Regions from separate parts of the Homo sapiens genome. Here region 2 is linked to region 1. A link is a loop called in an ENCODE intact Hi-C map of the cell type or tissue named here. Cell type or tissue: B cell. All regions are shown on one strand. Links, peaks and the distances in the headings refer to the core of each region. The heading gives the core; the rest is flanking DNA. Region 1 overlaps ARHGAP24 (Rho GTPase activating protein 24). Region 2 overlaps ARHGAP24 (Rho GTPase activating protein 24).

What was found. A loop is a pair of places that touch in the nucleus more often than their neighbours do. Peaks named below come from ENCODE experiments on the same cell type or tissue, not always from the same donor. Only the 100,000 strongest peaks of a DNase experiment are listed, where the experiment ranks them.
Region 2: it touches region 1 in a loop (2.0-fold over the local background); 2 of 110 quality-filtered maps call a loop at or near these places.

What each region holds. Positions count from the first base shown.
Region 1 is chr4:85,602,733-85,611,930 of GRCh38, forward strand. All of the region lies in intron 2 of ARHGAP24 (Rho GTPase activating protein 24), which reads left to right. Among named protein-coding and RNA genes, the nearest start is that of MIR4451, 120 kb to the right of the region's middle. RefSeq lists an enhancer at 7,969-8,028. In B cell, for the core only: no CTCF peak of the experiment used is centred there; DNase peaks (open chromatin) are centred at 909, 1,389, 5,119 and 7,959; H3K4me3 peaks cover 1,844 bases; H3K27ac peaks cover 8,000 bases.
Region 2 is chr4:85,697,586-85,706,783 of GRCh38, forward strand. All of the region lies in intron 2 of ARHGAP24 (Rho GTPase activating protein 24), which reads left to right. Among named protein-coding and RNA genes, the nearest start is that of MIR4451, 20 kb to the right of the region's middle. In B cell, for the core only: no CTCF peak of the experiment used is centred there; DNase peaks (open chromatin) are centred at 2,973, 4,526, 5,286 and 5,539; H3K4me3 peaks cover 2,206 bases; H3K27ac peaks cover 7,638 bases.

The DNA of each region.
Region 1 (9,198 bases), core at 491-8,490:
TTCAGCTGAGTTGGAGAATCAAACAGTGGCCTATCTCTTCCTACCATGGCAATTTCTGAATGTTTTTCTCTTGGCGTCCTATTCTAAATTCCTCAGTTCTTGATGAAAAGCAATTTCAGTTTGGATTTTAGAGAAAAATCTTGCAATGTGCATTTTAAGGTGACACTGAGAGATTTATTTTTGATTAATCATGATTACCTCACTGCATTAACTTGCTCTATTTTAATGTCTAATATGTTAGGGATTATTTTATCTTTCAAGCTAATAAAAATGCACCCTCAGTAACATGAGCAAAATGCTGCTTTTTAAAATGTACCAGCCAATTTATTTTGTTCTGCCTTTTGGTACTGTGAGGAAATAAACTGCTTAATCATAGTAAACAAATAAATATGTTTCATTTTTAGAAGAAACTAAGGTTAGATTTTTACATAATTAACATAGCCTTTTGTCCTCTATTAATTTGGGGGATAAGAAAAATCACATAATAAATTGTCTTTGGTGAAGATTATTTATTTGAAGTGCTGACTATTTAGAAGCATATGGAGGTGGTTGACCACCTTGAAAATTCACCTGTAGTGGGACTGTTATTCTTTTTCCTATCTGCTGCCGACAGTTGCAGCTTAGCTGTGACGCACTTACCATCCTTGATACCTCCCTTCATATAAGAGCTTACTAACTTTATTATTTAATGACATTATAGGTATAAAAATGTTTCTTAAGTTTTCCAAAGCATCCTTGTAAAGAAAATTTAAATACTTAACATCTTTATTTTTAATACATAGATATTAGATGTGTAAAGGAAACTAGTTAAGGCCTAATTTAAGGGAATCAGAATGCTCCTAGGCTTCTCACTCCTCAGCTGACAGTCAAACTGAAACCAAAATTGTCATCAGTAGTACAATGTGGGTGACATATATTAGAAAACTTGATGTAAATATAGCAGAAGATTTATTCATTCATTCATTCTCTCATTTCATATTTCAGTTTCTCATATGTTTCTAGTACTGTGCTAAGCGCTAGTGATACATTTATGAGATTGCACTAATGGTTCATTAATGTGTCTGCACAAAGTCAGGTAATTAGGTTACTGAAGGATGATGGACTAGGCTCTCTGAATCAATTAAGCGTTGATTTTTTTTTTAATCTTTGAAGTCTAAGTTTTTATTAGTACAGCAGCATATCTTATTATTTGACTAAGTTGCTGCCTGGTAATGAGCAAAAAGAATACTCATTCACCTTCCCCAGTATTTTTAGAATTGCTAAAAATGTTTGCAAGTCCTGAAAAGGCAGGTCAGTAATTATCATGTCCTTTGGGCAGAATGCAGTCTGTAGAACAAGATGTTGCCCTAGACTGCAAAAACTGATGACGTCAAAACTGGACTGGAATTTGAGATTTCCTGTTTTTCAGTAACAGGCTTAGATAACTCATTAGGCTTGAATGAGATGCTTTGAACTGTGGTGACTACAGTAATGTTCCCCTCTGCATGTTGAAGTGACAAGTGCCTCCTTGGCCTATTGCTGATCCTGCCTGCTGTAGAAATCTCCAGCTGTCCAATATTTGGAAGAAAACTGTGAGTATATCTTTAACAAGATCTAAATGAGACAAATCACTAAAGAATTATCCATGTTCAATAAACAAATGAAAAATCCCTTTATTTAATAGTAAGTAAACTTGAAATTACATGATTGAAATTAACTTTGGTAACCAGCCATAGGGCACTTGGCAAGATAAATTCTATTTGTATATTGAAACACTAAACAGCAGCCATTAAAATGTTCTTCTACATGAATAATTAATAAGGAAAAATGTTCATGATATTTGTAGTTAAAAAGATAGATGTATCGTCTCACTTTAGAATTTATTTTTTTTGAGATGGGGTCTCACTCTGTCACCCAGGCTGCAGTGCAGTGTGGCATGATCTCAGCTCACTGCAACCCCCACCTCCTGGGTTCAAGCTATTCTCCTGCCTCAGCCTACCAAGTAGCTGGGATTATAGGTGTGCACCACTACACCCAGCTAATTTTTTGTATTTTTAGTAGAAACGGGGTTTCACCATGTTGGTCAGGTGGGTCTTGAACTCCTGATCTGCCCACATTGGCCTCCCAAAGTGCTGGGATTACAGGTTTGCACCACTACACCCAGCTAATTTTTTGTATTTTTAGTAGAAACGGGGTTTCACCATGTTGGTCAGGTTGGTCTTGAACTCCTGATCTGCCCGCATTGGCCTCCCAAAGTGCTGGGATTACAGGCATAAGCCACAGCACTAGGCCTCACTTTAGAATGTTAATTGTACTTATATCTATGGCTATGAACATTTACATATACACACAAATAACCAAAGCTTTAGAGAGAATGTATTCACTCTAAAGTGTTAATGGTTAATTATGTGTATTAGAATGTAAGTGATTTTTCTTTTTTGTGTCTAGATTTTTTATGTTTTCTGTAATGAACACATTATTTTTGTCATAAAATAAAGTTACAGAAAATGAGAGATGACTTTTGTCTCTCAAATTGGAAAATGTATTTTTAATCATAATATATTGACATAGCTTTAGGGAAATATATATATAGTTAGAGTTTAATCTAATATACTCTTTCCAGATGGGAAGTCCACAATGTACCTCAAAACTCAAGTGTCTGTTCTCTTTGACCTAGCAATTCCAAAAAAGTGGATTTATTCTAAGGAAATAATCAGAGAAGTATACAAATATGTTCTTACATGATGTTAACATGGTTTTGTTTATAAGTAAATAGGAATAATAAAATATCTTCATATATGGGAATGATTAAATAGATTATCTTGCATTCATACAACAAGAGCTATTATGTAGTCCTTTAAACTTATGTAAGAATGCTCAATGAAATGGAAAATGCTTATGAGTCATTGTTAAATTTTTAAAAAGCTGATACTATACATTATGTACAGTAAACTCTCACCTATTTAAAATATATTATACACGTGTATCGTGGAAATGAAGATATACAGGGGAATGTTTATAGATTTTTTCTGTTCAATGTGATTACATATAGGAGATTTAAGTTTTCTTCTGTGTGTTTTTCTGTGCATTTCTCAATTTCTACAAAGAATATGTGTTGTTTAGCAACAACAAAAAAGTACATCTCAGTCTGAAAAGGTTACAGGGAACAATAGGGTTGGAGGTGTGTTCAGTAATCAGCGTTTATGGAGATTGTGATGAATTCCTGCAAGAATTATACTTATTTATGGTAGCTGACCTTTTCTGATTCTCTTTGGAACCCCCTCAGGAACCATCTTCATCTCCCTTCTTCCCACTGGAGTTATTTCAAAGACTTTCAGCAAGTGGAAAATTACAACATTTATGTCATGGGTGGTATTCTCAGTTATTCAGATTCAGATGCAAAAAAATGTTTTGAATACCTACTATGTGCCAAACACCTTATGAAATATCTTCAGTCTTTGGGGCATCAGACCTCAAAGGGGCATTTAGGATTTCCATAGATAAAGGAAAAGATAGGCCAGGCCGGGCGCGGTGGCTCACGCCTGTAATCCCAGCACTTTGGAAGGCCAAGGCGGGCAGATCATGAGGTCATGAGATCGAGACCATCCTGGCTAACACAGCGAAACCCTGTCTCTACTAAAATACAAAAAAATTGACTGGGCGTGGTTGCGGGTGCCTGTAGTCCCAGCTACTCGGGAGGCTGAGGCAGGAGAATGGCGTGAACTCAGGATGGGGAGCTTGTAGTGAGCCGAGATCGGGCCACTGCACTCCAGCCTGGGCGACAGAGCGAGACTCCATTTCAAAAAAAAAAAAGGAAAAGAAAAAGGATAAGATAAAGATTTTTTAAGATCGAAGTATAGTCTAGAATCTACTACCAATTAGCTTTGTAACTTACTTGAACAAGTTACACTCTTCTGAGCCCTTATATTTACTCATTTATTCAATATTTATTCATTCAGCAAATATTGGGTAAGTATGAACTAACTGACAGGCACTATTCCAAGCCCCAGGGATAGACCAGTGAACAACTCAAAGTCACTCTTCTCACTGTAGTCAAGTGAGACTGACATTATATAAATACATAAATGTGTAATGTTCTAGATAGAGTTAAGTGCTATGGTGAAAACTTAAACCAGCAAGGGAATAAGAAAGGCTGGAGCCAGGGAAGAAAATAATTGCTGCTTTATGAAGAATTGCCAGAGAAAGACTGATCAGATGACATTTAAGAAAAGACTTGAAGAGTTTGAGAGACAATAATAATACAGACCTTACTTCCTTCATGGATTGCTAGAACTTTATGAAAGGGCTTTGCAAATGTGGAAGGGTATCTGCAGTTCTCTCAAGTTTGATTTGTCTTTGGTGAGAGAGGGCCTGAGTTTACTTCCCTCTATCTAAGGACATTCTCCCTTTGGAGATGGAGTAGATGTTATCTATAGAAACACATGGATGAGAATAATAGAGTCTGTATCAGGGCCAGAATGGTCAGATGATTTCCATTCTGCCTAAACTGAATTAATGAGATATAGAGATCAACATTCGCTATAGAGAGCTATGTATTCTGCATCAAATGTCCTTTAAGTTTCTTTTATTTTAGCCACAAAGATTTTCCAAAATACCAAGGATCGTCAAAAAGAAAGAAAGAGAGAGAGAGGGAGGGAGGGAGGAACGGAGGGAGGAAGGGAGAGAGAGAAAGAGAGAAAGAGAGAAAAAGAGAGAAAGAGAAAGAAAACCACAATCTTACACTTCACTGGTATCAGGTCACCAGTTGTCACTAAAAAAATATCATGCAGGAATCATCTCCGTACCCCTTCCCTAATATCATTAATACATTTCATTCATTTGAATCTGTCCCAGATATTTCTCTGTGCATTTAGCTATATTCACATATATCACAGCCACTCTGGGATGAATTTTAAATCATAAAGAAGGAAATGTTTCTGAAAACTGTCAAGCATTATTTTCTTTTCTTTTCTTTTTTTTTTTTTTAAGAAACTTGGCACGGCGTAGCTATGGCTCCAACACCTGGGCTAAATGAGGAAGTATCAAAAATACTTCCTCATTTAGCCCAGGTGTTGGAGCCATAGCTACGCCGTGCCAACTTTCTCAGGGTTTAGCCCCTTGGTCTTGGGCTTTCCCTCAGGTGTTGATGGGGCTCAAGTGAGACAGAATATGAAAGTGCATGATGCCTGGTGCTGGCTGCAGACCAACGAAAATCTCTGGGCCTTGGTGTTTATACAGGTGTGCCTCTAACTGTCTGTGGGTCTGCAGTTATAAAACAGAAGCCACAAAATGTGCCAGAGGTAGGGGAAAGCTAAGGAGCGAATGAAAATTTCTAAACTCTTTAAAGATTTCTTCTATTTAAGAGCCTTCTTTGTCTTTAACATAAATTCTAATATGTTGTTTATAATGAATGAGCAGAAAGTGTCTTATTCAAGTGTATGCTCAAAAATATGAATTGAATTGAAAAAGGCAGAAAAGAGAGAAAAGAGGAAAAGAATAAAACAGGGAGAGGAGACTGTTGTAATATATAAGACTTTCAGACATAAATACGGTATGCTAATATGGAATTTTTTTAAGGATGCCAATTACCTAATGCATCTCTATTTTTGTCAATAAAGGCAACAAGTTGAATGTTACCTGTTAGGGCAACCAGCCAAACAGTTTCCATGCTGACCACTACTTCTTTGTGGTCCACTGACATTATAAATATAGCCTAGTCTCTGTGAGACTTTATTGTATTTATTATTTACATATAAACATAAACAATAGTGTTCATCTCTGTGGCCCTGTGCTTCATATAGTACCTGGTTGATAGTACTCAATGTTTTTTTGTTTGGTTGTTTTTTTTTTTTTTTTTTTTTTTTTGAGACAGAGACTTGCTCTGTCGCCAGGCTGGAGTACAATGGCATGATCTCAGCTCACTGCAACCTCCACCTTCCTAGTTCAAGCAATTCCCCTGCCTCAGCCTCCTGAGTAGCAGGGATTATAGGTGCGTGCCACCCTGCCCAGCTAATTTTTTTGTATTTTTAGTAGATACGGGGTTTCACCATGTTGGCCAGACTGGTCTCGAACTCCTGACCTCAGGCAATCTGCACGCCTCAGCCTCCCAAAGTGTTGGGATTACAGGCATAAGCCACCATGCCCAGCCAGTACTCAATGTTTTTAAATATGAATTTATTAATATAATTAAACCCGAGGACTTTCTTTAGTTAGAGAGATAGCACAGGCTGCTTAGGTTTGAATCCTGGCTCTCTACCTACTCCCTGTGTGACCTTCAACTTCTTAGCCTTTTTGTGACTCTGATTCCTCATCTGTAAAACAAGAGTAAGAGTATTACCTCCAGCAAAGGATGGTTGTGATGATTCAATACATTATGTTTCTAAAATGCTTAGTATCTAGTAAAGTGCTAGGATAAATTTGCTATTATTTAATAAGGATTGAATAAATATGCTCTGAAATGGGACCCCTATAAAATTATCTATTTTGCTAAATGTAAACTGAACAATAGAAATAGAATATATGGGGTATTGCCATCAACTGAATTTTCTCTTCATTGAGAAATTAGTGAACATCATTAGCCAGGAGGAGCAATAGTGTTGTTTCCGTTTTATTCTGGAATGTATGCCTCCATTACACTGTCCTCGTCCAATTGATCCTCCTTTATGTACCCCCAGAATATTCTGGAATAAGAGTATTACTCTGTTTCAGAACTGAGTTTTTATCACTGCTTTTGAAAATGTTTCAAGTTCACTATCAGTTGAGTAATTACTGATTTTTAAGACAATTTTATTTTCCTTTAATATGTTTTGCATAATACATATAAAATTTTTATTAATTAATCTGGAATGACTTCAGTTGTTTTCTAACACAAGGGCTTCTTTGTTTTTTGTGCCTTCTCTGCTCTTCCCATTATCACAATTGGGAAGGCAACTCCATGCATTCCTTCATGACTAAGTTAGATTTTTTTACAGTTTTAGATCATTTTTAATTGACACATAATAATTGCACATATTAATGGGACACAGTGTGATGTCTTAATGGATATATACATTGTATAATGATTAAATCAGCAGGGTATCTTGCATATCCATCATGTCAAGCATTTATCATTTCTTTGTTGTAAAAATATTCAAAATTCTTTCTCATAGTTACTTTGAAATATATGATGAAATACTTTGATGACCTGAAAAAGAGATCCTTCATTGCTTAGCATTATGGCACTTCCAGTTTAAATGCTATTAAACTGCACCTCATTAGATTACCCTATTTTTAACTATTGTACAACTGATATTTCTAGATTATGTGATGATTGGGCATAAGACAATTTAATGAACTTGTTTATTTGTGTCAGGTCCCTGAGGGTGTAGACTAAGTCTGAGCCAACTTCTTATTGCTCAGGTCTAGCAGAGCGTTTGGCATTAGTATGTTGAAATGAAGAGGTAATGTAGAATACCATGGTATGAAGCACATATTCCTTAGGAAGCACCCTTGGGAAGCGGAGGCAGGCGGATCACGAGGTCAGGAGATTGAGACCATCCTGGCTAACACGGTGAAACCTTGTCTCTACTAAAAATCCAAAAAAATTAGCCAGGTGTGGTGGCGGACACCTGTAGTCCCAGCTACTTGGGAGGCTGAGGCGGGAGAATGGCGTGAACCTGGGAGGTGGAGCTTTCAGTGAGCCGAGATCCTGCCACTGCACTCCAGCCTGGGCCACAGAGTGAGGAGTGAGACTCCATCTACAAAAAAAAAAAAAAAAAAAAAAAAAAAAAAAGAAAGCACCCTTATTGAGCCAGATGAATACATTTTAATAGATTTGACTCAGAATCACCAACAGAAATAGACAAAATGCAAAGGGTCTGAAATGGGTGAAGCTGAGTTGAAACTATATCAGAAATTATCTCAAGGTGGTTTCTAGCGTCGTGGGGAAAAAGTGTCACACTGATTTCTGACTTGTGGTGGTTTTTGCTACCATGGTGAACAAGTGTTTCCAGTTTCAAAAGTCTTGTGTTTGCTAGTAACTCACAAAGTTTCCATTCACATTCACCAATAGCCTTTTACTGTCTCTTCATTGTCTTTCCAGGCCTCCTACAGTAGTGCCTCAATTTTGGTGGCTCTTACATTTTTACTTGAAGAGTTAGGCTGCATATTGAAGTAAGTTAGATCTGGATTTGTCGAGGCTCTTGGTGTGGTTTTCTACAGATATGAAAGAAATAAAGAAAAACTGCCTTTTGGTATCAATTTATTCATCTAAAAATCATGATCATAATAGAAGAGAGGATGTTTATTGTTAAAGAAAATTGGAAATAGGAAAACATGAATCCATTTTGAAAAAGAGCCTGATTTCATGGTAAATAATAAAAAATAAGTTTTATTAGGATTTTTATCTTAAAAACATAGAGTTATACACATAACTATTTCATCTAATATGAAACAAGTTATAATTGCAGCTATGTGCTACTGCTACATGTGAAACTGGGAAGCATCTTGGAAGGGGGCCTAATGTTATAGTTTAGTGGATAAGTGAATATTTTATATTATAAAAAAACCTTTGCTTCCTAATGTGACCTGGTAAATGTAGGGAGTTGAACAATAAACTTCCAAATAAATAGACTAACCTAAAGTTATTGTGTGGATAAACTAATATGCATGGAACACCTTTGTCATAGTGTTGGATAAATGACAGTCACTGCATAATATTAAAGCATGTATCTCCACTAGATCCCATGACAATTATCCACTTAAGAAAAATGACAGCTTTAAAAAAGTGTCTGAATTTTTTAGGGATTTAGAAATTGTGTTTAGCACTTTCTTTTTTAAAAAATTTTCAGCTTATGGAAAAGTTTGGATTTATTAGTCAATACTACAAAAATCACTAACTCTTTACCTGCACTGTCCGACAGTAGTCCCTGTCCTCACCACTTCCCCTCTGTCCATGAACCCGATCCCTTCCTTTCATGAGGCAAATGATTCAGGTACATAAGCCTGTGTTAGAAAATGTGGAGAAAGACTGGAAATTAAGATGATCCTTTGAGTCTATGGCAAATGTCTGATGAAAATATGTACTGCTTGCTTGTTGAAACTTGATGGACTAGGCAAGAAAAATGTGAGTACATCTTGTTTTCAAACTCTAACCTGTCTTTCTGTGGCAAACAAGTTGTTTCCTTCTTCATTCAGATATTTAATTATAATCCCCTACTTGACCTGTGCTTTTCTCCAGGT
Region 2 (9,198 bases), core at 425-8,424, 95 kb after region 1:
AGATAGTGAATAGGATAATATAGTTCTATTAATATGTTCTAGAAGACAGGTTAACATACTAAATGAAATGGAAGTCAATTGGGCTGTTTCTGAGGAAAAAAGTGAAGAAGGTAGAGGCTGAACTTTTAGGAATCAGAACACACTTGGAAGGACACTCCAGGTTAAGTGATGAGCATAAGAAAAACTCAGGAAGTGGAAACGGATGTTTCTGTGTGAGGTGGAGGAAGGGAGACAGGCAGGAAAGGGAAGCCTGCCTTGACCAGAGGTGAAGGGAGGTGTCAGAGAGTCATTAAAATTAAAGTTAGGGGCACCCAATTTGAAAAAGCTACAAAAACTTCATAGAAATACTGAGTCCATTTTCATTTCATGTTCATTGTTTAATCTTGAAATATTTTCTTAGGCAAACATATACTATTATTTGTAAAGCAAGATTAAGCAAGAAGTGTGTATTTGAGGGGAGTGTGGGAGAGGAAGGGAGAAGTGGGAAGGAAGACTAGCCAGCAGTATCTACTTACACAAGCACCCACTAAAACTTTGTTAAGGCTTTGTCCATTGTGACAATGTATGACAAAATTAAATTAGTTCAGGTATACAGATATTTCAACATTGTTATCAGTTTGGAGCTTGGCTTCTTACCAGAGCAGCTTCATTTTTAGTCATTTGATGGACTGCTGGACCCATGGAAGGTTGGCAGGGTTTCTGTGACTGTCTGCCTGGGGAGGAAAGAGTGGGAGCTGGGGGACTAAGTGTAAGTAAACTCTGCAAGTGTATCTATAGAATATAGAAAGTGGGCAGATCCAGAAATTCTTCAGAGAGATCATTAACATGATTTTGTGGGATTCTTTGAATGTTAAATGCCTCAACATTTGGGAGGCACTATAAATTGTATTTGAACATGGAACTTCTCTATATAACATCCTTCCTGGCTTCATAGGCTCACATTTGTAAAGTTTCAACACTTAACATTGTAGTGGTCTGTTAATCTCTTCCTGCTGCCTTAGCAAAATATCATAGACCAGGTGGCTCAAACAACAGACATTTATTTTCTCACAGTTCTGGAAGCTAAAAGTCTGAAACCAGGGCGCCAACATGGTTGGGTTCTGGCGAGGGCTTCTTCCTGGCTTCCACATAGCACGTTCATAGTTTGTCCTCCCATGACAAAGAGCGACCTAGCAAGGACACTCTTTGATATAGTTTGGATATTTGTCCTCACCCAAATCTCATGTTAAGTTGTAACCCCAATGCTGGAGGTGGGGCTGGGCAGGAAGTGTTTGAGTCATGAGGGTAGGTCCCTCATAGCCGGTGCTGTCTTTGTGATAGTGAGTTCTCCTGTGACCTGGTCATTGAAATGTGTGTGGTACCACCACCCCCCACTTGCTCCTCCTTTGACCATGTCACCATGACATCCCTTATGACCTCATCTAAAAACCTCCTAAAGACCCCATCTCTAATTACCATTACTTTGGGGATTAGGACTTCAACATATGAATTCTGGGGAGACACAAATATTCAGCCCATAAGTGGATATTTTTGGTTGCATCCTTGTCCCATCTATTCTTTGCTTTTTCCCTTACAAACATGATCCTATGATGGATATAGAGAAAGATTTGAATCAGAGACTACAGCAGTATATGTCATTTTATTCTTGGCACCTCCTTGTTAATCTTCTTCCTAGATATGCAGAAGGAAATCAAACTGATGAGTGTCCATTAAAAATTTCATTTTTCAAACTGGACAGTGGCTCACACCTGTAATCCCAACACTGTGGGAGGCTGAGGTGGAAAAATCACTTGAGCCCAGGCGTTTGAGACCAGCCTGGTCAACATAGTGATATCCTGTCTCTACAAAAAATAATTTTTCAAAAAAGTTAGCCAGATGTGGTGGTGCCTGCCTGTAGTCCCAGCTAGTTGGGAGGCTGATGTGGGAGGATCACTTGAACCTGGGAGGTTGAGGCTGCAGTGAGCTATGATCATGCCACTGCACTCCAGCCTGGGCAACAGAGCAAGACCCTGTCTCAATTTTTTTTTTTTAATTTACTTTTCAGAGAGATATCCTTACCACCCTATTTAAAACTGTTAACCAACACCCTCCCCACCCCGCTATAACTCCTGACTTCACTTTCTCTACTGTTTTTTCTTTTCTGAACAGTCATTATCATCTTCTAAGGTAGTACATAATGTATTCATTTTGTGTATTGTTTATTGTCTGTCTCCCATTAAGTATACGATCCACTAGGACTGAGATCTTTATTTTGTTCACTGATGTATCCAAAGTACCTAGAATAGTGCCTGGCCCATAGTAGGCATTTAATATATATTGTTGAGTGAATAAAAGAACAGCTACAAAGTTATCTATAGAAAAATATTACATTTATCCATTAAAAATTAATAATATTAAGGAAACACTATGTTACACAAGCTGGATTGAGATTTTAAACCTCATACTTAGCAATGATTTTTACTTTCCTGAGGAGATCACACAGTAGAGGTAATAAGTGACCAGTACATCTGTTTTGAAGATAGAGCTGAGCCGGGCATGGTGCCTCACACCTGTAATCCCAGCAGTTTGGGAGGCAGAGGTGGGTGAATCACCTGAGGTCAGGAGTTTGAGATCAGCCTGGCCAACATGGTGAAACCCCATCTCTACTAAAAATATAAAAATTAGCCAGGTGTAAGGATGGGTGCCTGTAATCCCAGCTACTGGGGAGGCTGAGGCAGGTAGAATTGCTTGAACCCGGGAGGTGGAAGTTGCAGTGAGCCAAGATCATGCCACTGCACACCTGCCTGGGGGAAAGAGTGAGATTCTGTCTAAAAAAAAAAAAATAAATAAATAAAGAAGAAGAAGAAAATGGAGCCAACAGGAGTTGCTAATGCAGCTGACGTGGTGCAAAAGAGGAAAGTCAAACGTAACTTCAAGATTTTTGGCTGAATACCCTGAAAGACAAAATTGCCATCAATGGAGATAGGAAGGATTACAGGGGAAGCCAGCTGATGGGTGGTGGTAATGGTGGTTGGGGAGGTGGTGGTTAAAGAGCTTAGTTCTGTTTGTGGTCACTTAATGTTGTGTGTTAGATATCCAAGTAGAGAAAGAGCAGTATATATGAATAACAAATCAAGGTTAGAAGTCTGAGCTTGAAACGTGAACTTATACTGACTCCACTAAAAAGACTCTTTTATTATGAAGAGTTTGATGTAAAGTAGACATGGTGAATGTAAGATATCACTAGAGAAAAAAATGGAAAATCACTCTATTTTTGAAATTTATCTGGTATATTTTCCTTTATATAGTATCTTCCAGCAGGCAAAACAAAAATAAAATATCTCTCTTTGTTTGTTTCACACTGTTGTATTTTTTATGTAGACATAATTTCCAATATTTATTCCTTGAGAAATCCTTCCCCTTGGAAATTCATGAATTAAGATGATCTGGAATTGGAAGAAATATTTCATTATAAGAAATAAAGTGAATAACTTTTGGGTATTTCATTAGTCTCTCTGTCATTATAATTACAGAATTTTTAAAGAAAAGGTTTATAGGAAAGGAGATGTGATAGTAACCACTTGCTATTATCTCTCCCTCCATCAGCTACTTATATTTCTTCTTGCGTATGGCCACACTAGACATAAAACACATTTTATCTTCCTAATCACATTATCGATTTATTATATTCCTTGCCTCATAGCCTTTTGTTTTGTTTTAATCTTTTATTTCAATAATTTTTGCGTACAGGCAGGTTTTGGTTACATGGGTAAGTTCTTTAGTGGTGATTTCTGAGATTTTAGTGCACCCATCACCTGAGCGCTGTACACTGCACCCAATATATCTTCTTTTTTCCCTCACCCATCTCCCAACATTTCCCACCCTGAGTACCCAATATCATCTTGTTTTGTTTTTGTTATCAATTTTGCTGTTTGCATCTTTTCAAAAAAACTGTACCGTATGCATCTTAAGATGGCAATTATTTTACAGTGATTGCATCCTACTGTAAAATAAATACATCAATCAATGAAGAATTTGGGACAGCTGTCACAAATACAAAAGCCTGTCCTTACATTTCATGTCTTATCTGGTCAGATTTTGGTTGACTGAATTTTTTTCTTTTTACAATTCAGAATTGTCTGGGTGGTCCTGACAGATGTTCAAGAACCCAGTAAACTCTTACATTAGCACAAAGTATAGAGTTAGTGACATCAAGATTCATATATAGATATGTGTGTACTATGTGTGTTTGTATAATACAATAGAGGCTCCAGCTTAATGGAAACATATGGTAAATGGATTTAATAAAAATTCTTTTTTGAATGCTGATTATCCAAACCATCTGCAATGTGGTCAGATCACACTTCCTTCATGTCTTGCCTGAGAGAACAAAATAACCAGAGATTTGGACTCAGTTCCTGAGTCTAAGGAAGACTGTCCAAAAGTCCATCAACCCATGGTACATATTTTTCTTCTGAAAGGTTGTTTCATCTCTACTCCATTCCTATCAGCCTATGAATGTGTGTCTCTCTTTTTCCTTTCTCTCTAGTTATAAGATATATGTATATAATATATACACCCACACATGTAATAAAGCTTCTCTCTTTATGACTCTAGCATATGTAAATATATAGACAAAGGAAGAGTAGTAACTTGAAAGGGGAAGTACATTCTGTTATGTTTTGGTGAAAACGCAGAACAAAATACAGAAGCCAAACAAGTTTTCAAAAAATCTCTACTTTTCTTCTTCTGCCTAGAGAAACAGATGTACATTGTATTTATACAGATGCAACTTTCTTAAAATTAGAATAATGCATACCTTAAAATGATTGTTTTAGGTTATTTATTAGCAGCATAGCAAACAAATATCAACTTAATTAATAATTAACATTTTTGACAGCTATTTTATAAAATTTATTTCTTAAAAGTGTTTTTGAAATCTTTTCATATACATTAACATATATTCATATTTTATAGGCTCTAAAGTATTATAAGATACATTATTGAAACACAATAAAAAATTAGTCCCTTCAATTTGATAAACTTTTTTACACAAATTGTCAATAAGTTATTCAATGAAATACAAGAAACAAAAGTATAAATGTTGTCTTCTGTTTTGCATTCGTTCGCCCTGGGGTTTGTGAGTTTTGATGTCCTGTAATGAGGTTGTTTGCAGAATATATTACTAGATTGTCAAGATTTAAATGCATGTTTAATTTACAGCATCATTTGTACTCAGTTTTGAATATTTCACTTCAGCTTTCATTATTGCATAAACAGAAATTTTAACTTGTTATAAGTGACCCATGAAGGGGTCTGAGAAATACAAAATATACTCAAAACAGTGACAGGGAAGGCTCTTTGTGGCCAGCTGTGATGGACAGAGAAAGGCAAAGGTGGAGGTCAGAAGTGAGACCCCCACCGAGAAGCATGTGAAAGGAGAATTTACTTGTGGGAAAGAATAGAGAAGAGAAAAATGAATATAAAAGAAACTAAGGATCCTACCAAGATTATGACTAAAACAACTGGGTCATTGTTGATAAAAATGAGGCTATGAAAGAAGTAGATTTTATCCTTTAAGGCAGTGGAAATAGAATAATTAAAAGTTGCCTGGTCACCAAGACCATAGACTTGTAAGAAATTCATTCACGTGTTTTTTATTCATTTAGTCAGCTTCCCATTCTACAAATATTTTTAGTACGTGTCATGTGAAAGGCACTACTGTTTTCTCTGCATTGAGTGTGGTAGATGTTCAGGGTAGATGAGATGAGATGACAGATGGTCCTAGACACCCAGTAAGGATGAAGTACTGTTTTACGTTGACTTGGCTGGCAGCAGTGGGCAACCCTCTTCTATGTTCTGAATGTTTGTAGTTAGTGTCCCCTACTTCATTAACACATCAAAATACCCCCAAGATAATGAAATTAGAAGGTGGGAACTTGGGGGAGTTGATGACATCATGAGGGTAGTGCCCTCAAGAATGAGATTTGTGCCCTTATAAAAGAGGCCCCAGAGAGATCCTTGCCTCTTCTGCCATGTGAGGTTACAGCAAAAACACTGACATCTAGAAAGCTGACCCTGATTAGACACCAAATCTGCTGGCACCTTGATATTGAACTTCTCAACCTCCAGAACTGTGAGAAAGACATTTATCCTTTTTATAAGTCATTCAGTCTGTGGTAGGCTGTTATAGCAGCCCAAACAGACTAAGGCACTCTCCAACACCCCAGAGCATCAACAACACTACATTTTTAAAGTCAGGTTTATTGAGGTATAATTTACATAGAGTTATGTAATCACCACCACAATCAAACTATAGAACAGTTATGCTACCCCCAAAAAAATCCCCAATGCCCCTTTGCAGTCATCCGCTCCCCCACCCTCAGCCCCTGGCAATGACTGGTATATTTTCTGTCCCTGAAGTTTTATCTTTGCCAGAAAGTTATATTATGCAATCTATAGCATGTAACCTTTGAGCCTGTCATCTTTCATTGAACGTAATGCACCTGAAATTCTTGCGTGCTGTTGTGTGTTATCAGTAGCTCCTTACTTTTCACTGCAGAGTAGTATTCAATTCAATTGTATGCATATATACAGTTTTTTTTTGTCCAGTTAGTTGCTGAAAAATATTTAGGTTGTACCCCATTTGTCAGATTTATTAGTAGATCCACTATGTACATTTGCATACAGGTTTTTAATACTGCACTTTAATATATCTTCTTTCTATCATTGTAGCTTCCAGCCTTTTAGTCAAAGAAACCATTTCTTCCTCAACTTTTCTAAAAATGCTTATGAGAATGTGTTGAAGTCTTGGCATCAAACCCCTTATTTATGAGTTAAAATTTATTGACCACCATGAGAAAATTATCTTATAAGATAGTTTTGGAATGGAGGCCATCAAAAAATAAGAAAAAATATGGTAGTGATAGGAGAAGTTGGGCAGTATCTAAATGTAACTTTTGCCAAAGTACCTTCATGAAGTACTGAATGTATTTTCCATTTACTGGATATAAGACGATGTGCTGTGACCTGTGGAGGGATTAAAAACTATGATACTCAGTTCTTTGTCTTCATTTATTTAAAAATATTTTTAACAACTTAGTAATAAGTGGCATCATATGGCATATATTTCTCTTTGTTAATTACAAAGGAAACTCCGAGGACAGGTTCTACATTTCATTTTTGTTAACTTATATTTTGTTCTTTGTTTTTAAGTACTATGTCCTCAGTACCGTATCTGGCATATAGTAGGGCTTATTAAAGATTTTTGAATGTATAAGCAACCAGATAGAATTTTTTTAATGAAAAGTAAGAAAACATCATAAGGTACTTTGATTGACCAAGGGTCAATAAGTTTTAAAAGTTTGGAGTGGATAAATCTAAGTAGAATGGAATCACTTAGGAAAGTAGAAAAGATGAGAGTTTCCTTTAGATTTTGTTGCTTTTTATGATTGATATACCTATTCTTCACATTTAAACCATAGTTCAGTTAATGTGAGACCAAATCAAATGTAAGACATACCATCATTTTAGGTATTACTAAGAATAATAACACACTATAATTTGAATTATGATCTACCATTGTCTATAAGATGTATCCCAAATTAAAAAATATAAAATGAGAAAATGCAAATTATAAAATTAATGAAATATGAGATTTTTACCAAGTTTATATAGGATATATTTAAAAATTATTTATAAAGTATTAAAATTTACACATATGACAGATACTATATTTTAAATTTTAATTTTTTGACTCTAACAAGAAAATTTAACAAAATATACGAATATACATGTACAAATAAGACATATACATATTGAAGTTCAATAATTACTTGAATGAATATAATATGACTTGCATGCATGTAAATATTCACGTGGGAAGTGACTACACACTCACTGTGAGCAACAACCATGTAATCAGAACACCTGTAGAGATAGCAACATTTTAGAACCTTTTGATTGAATTCCATTATGTAGATAGGGAAGGTTATAGTCCAGCATTTTTAGAAATGACCATTTTTTCGTGTGCTTACCACATGCAGGCATCGTGTTCAGCTATCAACGGTCATATGAGTTAATTGCTAGTGTTATCTGTATTTTATAGATGAAGAGAATGAGGCAGAGAGAAGGTCAGGAACTTGCTCAAAGTTGTACCTAACAAGGAGTAAAGTTTATATGTGAAAAAAGACAGTTTGACTCTAGAATTCATGTTTTTATTCTCTCTTCTATGGCTTCTCATGTTGGATACTGTTTTAGAGCACCAGGCTGTAACAGTTATAGTGACAAATAAGCATAGATTTAGGAGGAATATCTGAGTCATGAGGGGTCTGGAGGTTAATTTTCTTAACAGATGAATAAAATATCAAGAGGGGAAAGGAAGACAATGGGGGCATGGTAGGTGTCTTTAAAGATGTCAAGAACCATAGGATATTCTCAGCCAATGGTTGCAGGGGAGAGGGCACAGATATTCTCAAGAGCCAGATTTCAGCTGGGTATGAAGTAGAACTTAAAAAAGATCGGAGGTGACCACTATGAAGTGATCTTCCTCAAGCTGGATGAAGACAGAATTCAGGCATTGGTAGGGGGATGAACTGAGTAACTTTAAACTACTTTATGTGATGTGTAGATGTAAAATTGTTAGAGAAATTCTTTTTTTTGATGGACCTCCAATCTGTTAAATGTTACATCCATTGAATCACTGGATATACCATATTGTAAAGCAATTTAATAAAAATACATTTTGCTTATTAAATAAAAATGATTAATGTACTGTGGAAACTACTAGCTAAGAACTGATAATGTAAAATTTCATCTTGCTTACTAAAACTCATCTGTCATAATAAGAAATTTTAATATAGAGTCCACTTTTATATCAACATTTTTCTATAACTAACCATCATTAATATACTTTAAAAATCTAGTGAAACAGATTTCCACTAGACACAAAACACATTTCCCTGAAACACGTGCTTTTCAAAAAGATGTTGTTTTTGTTTTTTTTTTTCTTTTTTCTTTTGAGATGGAATCTCACTCTGTCACCCAGGCTGGAGTGCAGTGGCGTGATCTCAGCTCACTACAAGTTCCACCTCCTGGATTCAAGTGATTCTCCTGCCTCAGCCTCCTGAGTAGCTGGGGTTACAGGCAGGCACCACCATGCCCGGCTAATTTTTGTATTTTTAGTAGAGACGGGGTTTCACCATGTTGGTCAGGCTGGTC